Regions from separate parts of the Homo sapiens genome. Here region 2 is linked to region 1. Evidence: chromatin contacts called from ENCODE Hi-C or POLR2A ChIA-PET data. All regions are on one chromosome and are shown on one strand. Each heading gives the region's core, a stretch centred on a gene start or an enhancer-like site at or near the end of the contact. The rest is flanking DNA. Distances are from core to core; before and after follow the strand shown.

Region 1 (3,808 bases), core at 378-2,877:
TTGGGCAGTGGTTTGTAGTTCTCCTCGAAGAGGTCCTTCACTTCCCTTGTTAGCTGTTTTCCTAGGTATTTTATTCTTTTTGTGGCAATTGTAAATGGGAGTTCATTCATGATTTGGCTCTCAGTTTGTCTATTGTTGCTGTATAGGAATGCTTGTGATTTTTGCACATTGATTTTATATCCTGAGAGTTTACTGAAGTTGCTTATTAGGTTAAGAAGTTTTTGGGCTGAGACGATGGGGTTTTCTAGGAATAGGATCATGTCATCTGCAAACAGAGACAGTTTGACTTCCTCTCTTTCTATTTGAATACGCTTTATTTTTTTCTCTTGCCTGATTGCCCTGGCCAGAACTTCCAATGCTGTGTTGAATAGGAGTGGTGAGAGAGGGCATCCTTGTCTTGTGCCCGTTTTCAAAGGGAATGCTTCCAGCTTTTGCTCATTCAGTATGATATGGGCTGTGGGTTTGTCATAAATGGCCCTTATTATTTTGAGGTCTGTTCCATCAATACTTAGTTTATTGAGAGTTTTTAACATGAAGGGATGTTGAATTTTATTGAAGACCTTTTCTGTATTGAGAAAATCATGTGGTTTTTGTCTTTAGTTCTGTTTATGTGATGAATTATGTTTATTGATTTACATATGTTGAACCAGCCTCGCATCCAGGGATGAAGCCCACTTGATCATGGTGGATAAGCTTTTTGATGTGCTGCTGGATTCGGTTTGCCCAGTATTTTATTGAGGATTTTTGCATTGATGTTCATCATGGATATTGACCTGAAGTTTTCTTTTTTTGTTGTATCTCTGCCAGGTTTTGGTATCAGGATGATGCTGGCCTCATAAAATGAGTTAGGAAGAAATCCCTTGTTTTCAGTTGTTTGGAGTAGTTTCAGGAGGATGGCTTTTTGAAGGGTTTTTTGTGTGTCTATCTCCTTAAGAGTAATACTTTAATGGGAACTTTTCTAATAAGTAATTTCAGTATTTGTGAAGTTAGCTAATAGGTGATTTTTGAGTATTTGTTAAGTGTTAACTATGTGTTCTTCTCGGAGAATCAATGCATACTTTGTGAAGTTGCCTGACACAGTCCTTGCCTCTTTTCCCTGCCCATTAGCACTGTTCTAAGTGCTGCAGTACCTGGCTTTCAACGGAATTGCACTTTGTTGAAGGGAGGTGGGCATATTAAGTCCTTGCTTCTTTCTTTGTTCCCTCAAGTTAACGTGGAAGAAGTATCCTTTTTTCACATTTTCTCTGAATCTTATCTCCATGGATCTTCTTAGAAACCTTCTTCTAGAAATTATTTCCTCATTCCATATTTCCAACCTCTCCAACTCCCCTGGAACCTTTTCATTGGTATTTAAACATACCTGGGTCTAATCGGCCCCCTGTGCCCCTGTTAGCTATTGTCCTACATTTTTTCTTGCCTTCCCAGCCAGACTTTTAAAAATTCTTCTCTTCTTAATTTCATTCTTATACTCATTCTTTTTCCCCTTTATTGGTTTTATTGTGAAATATATTAAACATACATTAGCGTTTATAAAACACATACAGTTTAAATAATAATAAACACTTAAACATCTGCCACCCAGTGTAAGAAGTATAACATTGTCAAGACCGTAGAAACTGCCGTGTTTTCAATCATAACTCCCAAGAAGTAACCTTTATCTTGACTTTTGTGAGTCATTTCCTTACTTTTATTAGTTAATGTATCATCTATTAAGTATGTCTTTAAACAGTGTGTTGTCTTGTTTAGCCGTATTTTGAACTTTATCTGTTGAACTTATACTGTTTGTGTTCTTCTGAGATTTACATCTTTTTCTCAGCATTACGCTTTGAGATTTATTCATGTTAATGGGTGTAAATTCATAGAATTTGCTACAATTTATTCATTTTATTATTAATAGAGTTTTGAATTTTTCCCAGTGTTTTGCTTTCATGGACATTCCTGCTATGACTATTTTAAACATGTTTTCCGGTGCACATGTGTAAGAATTATTCTAGAATATGAACCTGGGAGTTGAGTTACTGGGTAACATATCTGTGTACATTCAAACTTTATTAGGTAACGCCAATTTCTTTTCACGAATGGATGTAGTAGTGTGCATTCTCACCAGTAATGGATGTGTGCATTTGTTGTTTTCCATTTTTGTCAGCACTTGATATGGCCAGACTTAAGTTTTTGCAAGTCTGTTGGTGATGATGGTATTTCGTTTTGGTTTTAATTTACATTTCCTTTTTTTCTTTTCTTGAGACAGGCTCTCACCCTGTCGCCCAGGCTGAAGTGCAGTGGCAGGATCTCGGCTCACTGCAACCTCTGCCTCTCGTGTTCAAAGGATTCTCCTGCCTCAGCCTCCCGGGTACCTGGGATCACAGGCGGGCGCCACCACACCCGGCTAATTTTTTTTTTTTTTTGAGAGGGAGTCTCACTCTGTCACCAGCCTGGAGTGCAGTGGGGCAATCTTGTCTCGCTACAACCTCCAACTCCCGGGTTCAAGTGATTCTCCTGCCTCAGCCTCTCGAGTAGGTGGGATTACAGGCGTGCACCACCACACCCAGCTAATTTTTGTTTTTAGTAGAGATGGAGTTTCACCATGTTGGCCAGGATGATCTCAATCTCCTGACCTCGTGATCCGCCTGCCTCGGCCTCCCAAAGTGCTGGGATTACAGACGTGAGCCACTGCGCCTAGTCAATTTTTTATATTTTTAGTAGAGATGCGGTTTCACCGTGTTGGCCAGGCTGGTCTTGAACTTCTGACTTCAAGTGATCCACCCACCTTGGCCTCCCAAAGTGTTGGGATTACAGGCATGAGCCACCGCGCCTAGTCAGTTTTTTGTATTTTTAGTAGAGATGTGGTTTCACTGTGTTGGCCAGGCTGATCTCGAACTTCTGACCTCAAGTGATCCACCTGCCTCGGCCTCCCAAAGTACTGGGATTACAGGCGTGAGCCACTGTGCCCGGCCTTTGTTGCATTTCTGTGATCATTAATGAGTTTGGGCTTTTTAAAATAGATCTATTGGCTATTTGGATTTTACTTTTTTGGTAAAATGGCTTCTCAGGTCATTTGTCTATTTTTCTGGTTTTTTTTTTTCATTTTAATCATTTATTTGTGGCCATATATTATGTGTCTTACATATCCTAATCCTTAGATATTATACACGTTGCAAATATCTTCTCCCAATTGTGGCTTATCTTTTCATTTTCTTTTGTGGTATCTTTTGATGAAGATAAATTCTGGTTTAAAGTTTATTAATCCGTTCTTTTTGGTCTGTGTTCTTATTGTTTAAGAAGTCTTTTCTTACTCTGAAGCTATTAAGATATTTTCCTATATTTTCTTCTAAAAGTTTCATGGTTTTACCTTTTACATTTAGGTCTATAATTCATCTAGAGTTGACTGTTATTATTTTTTATTATGGTATCAGAAGGGGTCCAATTTTATGTCTTTCTCTGTAGATAACCAATTGTTTCAGTATCATTTATTTATTTAAGTTCTATTCTTTCTTCTTTTATCTGTGCATTGCCCACCCTCTCATATGTTGAGTGTCCATAGATGTTTGAATCTGTTCTGGGTCCTCTATTTCATTCCTTTGATCTATTTCTTTATTCTGGTTCTTGTTCTACATAGTCATAAGTAGTACAGAGTTACATTAAGGCTACCTATTTGATAGTGCTAGTACCTTTTTGTTCTTCTTTAAGAGTGTATCTGTTTTTAAGTTGAACAAGGAATACTGTTGTGTGTTTGTGATTACATTTAATTTTTAGATGATTTTGGGGAGAATTGAATCTTCACAATTTTGAGTTATCCAACTCTTCTATC
Region 2 (3,808 bases), core at 793-3,292, 350 kb after region 1:
TAGATTAGTGCTCATTTTGGAAACACCAAAGTTTCAGGGCTTTCTTTAGAGCCACTAGCCTGGATAACTGATCCAGCACAAAATTGTCTTGTCCAGCCTTTATTAAAATTCAACACAGTATTTTCACTCTTGGAGGGGCCTAACACTATCATGTTGCCCTGATTTGTGCCTAACGCTCATTCATAAAATGATCCTGACTTAAAGTGGTATGTTTGGTGCTTTCTTTTTCTGTTTGCTTTTTAAATCCTTTCTAAATGGCGGCCCATTTCATTTACATCTCTCATTTCCCCTGAAGTCTTTGAAGCCTTTTTTGTAATGTGCCTTTAACAAATAAGTCTCTCTTTTTTCTCCAGCAGTGTGAGGCTTCTCAAATATTTGTGTTATGAGTTATGGACAAGGCATTTCCTGATCTGTTTCCTTAAAAAATCCATTTTTTAAGACAACCTATAGCATTTAAGATTGAAATCCAAACTGTGGGAGTTTACCTGAAGCTGCAAGCTTTCAAACTGCTAATTTTGTGGTATTGGTAGAGCCATGAAAGTGGAAGTGAAATCTTTTTAATTAATTTTCTTTGCAGTTGAAAATGGCCCATGTTTTAGCTGGTAGCAATGTAAGTTTACATATGAGCCAACTAAGCTGGTTCATTATTCTCTTCAGTTGTTTGAAAGTTGGCAGCCATCATCACAACAGCAGCTGGATACAAGATAACCTAGCAGTGTTGGCACATGTTGAGGCATATGGGAATTTATTAAATCATGCAACCTTTGCAAAGAAGAGCGTCTAAATGACTTAATATACTAATTTAAAACAGCTGGCCATGAGCAATCATATGACTTAAATTATTCTATTCAGATTTATTAATCCAATTGAACATTAACTGAGTAATTTGATGTTTTTATCTAAATGGATAAGATGATTTTTTGAAGTATAAAATGGGATTTGTAGGGATAGGGGAAGAAACTATATAGAACAAAGCAAGCGGTGCAATTCTGGTTTTAGAAATAATCTGTGTTTGGCTGGGTGCAGTGGCTGACACCTGTAATCCCAATACTTTGGGAGGCTGAGGTAGGAGGATCACTTGAGCCCAGGAGTTCCAGACCAGCCTGTGAGACCGTATCTCTACAAAAAAATAAAAATAAAAAAACTAGCTGAGCATGCTGATGTACACCTGTAGTCTCAACTACTAGGGAGGCTGAGGCAGGAGGATCACTGGAGCCTGGAAGTTGGAAGTTACAATGAGCTATGATCATGCTGCTGCACTCCAGCCTGCGTGACAGAGCAAGATCCTGTCTTTCAAAAAAAATTTGTCTTTGTATTTTAAAATATGTATCTTATATATTTTACTATCATTCATTGTCACATAACTGATGTTTCTGTTATCTTTTAAACTTATTACTGAGATGTTTTTTAAAGTATAAAACATGAATGATTCTTTTTTCTTTTTTCATGTGTTTTTGAGAGAGTTACTTCCCAATTCAATGATTTTTGTACTGCGTTATGTTGGGGATGATATAATTAGGGTTCCCAGGGCCTTGAGGCATTAGACAATTACTTTAATTGGGCCTCTATCATTTGAGCAGCAGTGAATGTATAGTCACTCCCCAACATAAACCATGCATTAACATATATTCAAAAAATGACAACATGCGCAGTTCTTAAGCATATGTTTTAATGCTAAGTAAAAGAATCTTTAAGTCCTCAAGTTCACACATTAAAATGTGAAAGAAACATGTAAGAATATCCTACGGATAGATATTTAGGAAATGAAACAGTTTATATATTAAAAGACCTAACTCTTTAGACAGAGTATTTTGTTAGAAGTCCAGTAGCTTTTTAGTTTATGTTAACTAGACCTTAAATAGTTAACATCTCTATCTTTCTCACTTGGTAAATACAATTTGAATGAATTAATAAACGGTTTTGTTTTTACCTGCAAGTTGCATGGATCTAACGTTAAGTTGCATCTTACTGTGGCGTCTCCATGTTGATTTTTAATCCCATGATATTGTTCATTTTAGAATTTGCCATTATCATTTCTTAAGGTACTGTGCACTTCAGGGTTAATTTCCCTTGTTGCTTATAGAATATTAACCATTTTAGCACTGTGATATTTATTATTATTCCCGTAAGTTCACTATACCCAGAGATTGCCCAGTGAAATACCACAGCTAATAAGCAATGAGCACTCATGGGTAAAGGGGAATCTTTTGCAGGGCGAGGAGAGAACAAACTAGAGGGGAAGTAGCAGACTTGCAGAGGAAGTTTCATTCTGTGATCTCTCCGCTGTATACTCATTCAATGGAAGGGGCACAAGGGCATAAAGCCAGTATTACTTGGCTTTATGGCAGGATGATGACTGTGAGTGAGTCATTGAGCTAACTTATATCATCCAGCCCATCCTATGACCTACTTTTCCAGTCTATCTGCAAAAAGGATGCTAAATTATTAACATCCTGAGTAATTTTTCTTTCCTATCATTAGTCCTGGTCATTCATGTGTGCTTATTGGAACACAATCTGATAAAGCTATGTTACATTAAATTAGTATTTTATTCTGCCTTATTCATCTAGTTTTAGTCCTAGTGGCTTGGAAACATAAGTAGAATATTTATCAGAAGAAAAGAAAATAAATGCAAAAGAAAAAAAAAGAATGATTCAGCAAGGATTAGATAATTATATTTTCTTCCAGATGCATTCCCAGATGTGTTTCTGTTCACTAAGTAACCACCTCCAAAATACTTTAGGCAAAATGCTTCCCTGAAAAATGTTTTCTGGCTTTATGTCATCATTTCTAGTATCTTTAGCTAAGTTGTTATTTTGGGTAGCACTAAGGTCGTGTTCACTGTTTTTATCTTTTGCCAAATTTCTTTCTGAGGTAGTGAAGTTCTTTTCCCTTCTCTCCATTGCTACTTTTAGAACTTTTCTAATGAATACATATATATCATTGGATCAGTTATTTAGCAGAAAAACATATTTACTTTTTTTTCCTTCTCCAGTGTGTTGTTATATTTAGAAGATTATATGCTAAATAGATTATGACACAATGTGCTAAATACCGTAGGATTCTGGGACTACCCCAAATTCGATTCACTGGTTTGAAGGCAACTGTTACTTTATGTTGACTTGCTTTCCATTTCCTTGTAGTCTGGTCAAGAAAGGAACCTCATTTTTCCTAAACTTCATTCACTTTATATCCTTCCTTTACAATATGATTATGTTATTCCTTTCAGAAATCATCGTCTCTTAATCTCTTGTGCATTTTTCCTGCCTCAGTGGTATATCATAAACATAAAGGTCCAATCACATATACATGAAGTAGTAGAATAATAACGTTTTTCTTTTTTTGACAGAGTGCTTTCATATTCCACAGAGCTTGCATATTAACTCATTATGTTACCAAAACTTAGCAAAGTACATAGGGTTAGTATTTTTAATTTGCATTTTATAAAACAAATGTCAGGGTTCGGAATGGTTAGAAAGAGTTGTTGAGGCCAGGCATGGTGGCTCATGCCTGTAATCCCAGCACTTTCAGAGGCTGAGGCAGACAGATTGCTTGAGTCCAGGAGTTCAAGAACAGCCTGGACAACATAGCAAAACCCCATCTCTACAAAAATTAGCCAGGTGTGGTGGCACTCGCCTGTAGTCGCAGCTACTTGGGAGGCTGAGGTGGGAGGATCCTGGGAGGCACTCGCCTATAGTCCCAAGTAGTCGCAGCTACTTGGGAGGCTGAGGTTGAGCCTGGGAGGCAGAGGCTACCATGAGCCGAGATCACACCACTGCATTCCAGCCTGGGCAACAGAGCAAGACCC

The links. Hi-C counts contacts between places; a loop is a spot of excess contacts on that map. ChIA-PET counts read pairs that join two places held with the same protein, here RNA polymerase II (POLR2A).
Region 2: a loop to region 1 is called in a map of PC-3, with 6 times the contacts of the local background. The contact joins two enhancer-like sites. A Hi-C loop is called at or near these places in 1 of 168 maps with a recorded cell type or tissue (PC-3). POLR2A ChIA-PET finds 5 or more read pairs at or near these places in 3 of 52 experiments (HEK293, activated CD8-positive, alpha-beta memory T cell and naive thymus-derived CD4-positive, alpha-beta T cell).

Annotation. Positions count from the first base shown.
Region 1 is chr6:20,651,229-20,655,036 of GRCh38, forward strand. The region is part of intron 5 of CDKAL1 (CDKAL1 threonylcarbamoyladenosine tRNA methylthiotransferase); the gene reads left to right. Among named protein-coding and RNA genes, the nearest start is that of CDKAL1, 120 kb to the left of the region's middle. Within about 2 kb of position 1,628, at least 4 of the 41 ENCODE cell types and tissues checked have a DNase peak (open chromatin) inside an H3K27ac peak, as active enhancers do; they include PC-3, where a contact is called at or near this core.
Region 2 is chr6:21,003,669-21,007,476 of GRCh38, forward strand. The region is part of intron 11 of CDKAL1 (CDKAL1 threonylcarbamoyladenosine tRNA methylthiotransferase); the gene reads left to right. Among named protein-coding and RNA genes, the nearest start is that of CDKAL1, 470 kb to the left of the region's middle. Within about 2 kb of position 2,043, at least 6 of the 41 ENCODE cell types and tissues checked have a DNase peak (open chromatin) inside an H3K27ac peak, as active enhancers do; they include PC-3, where a contact is called at or near this core.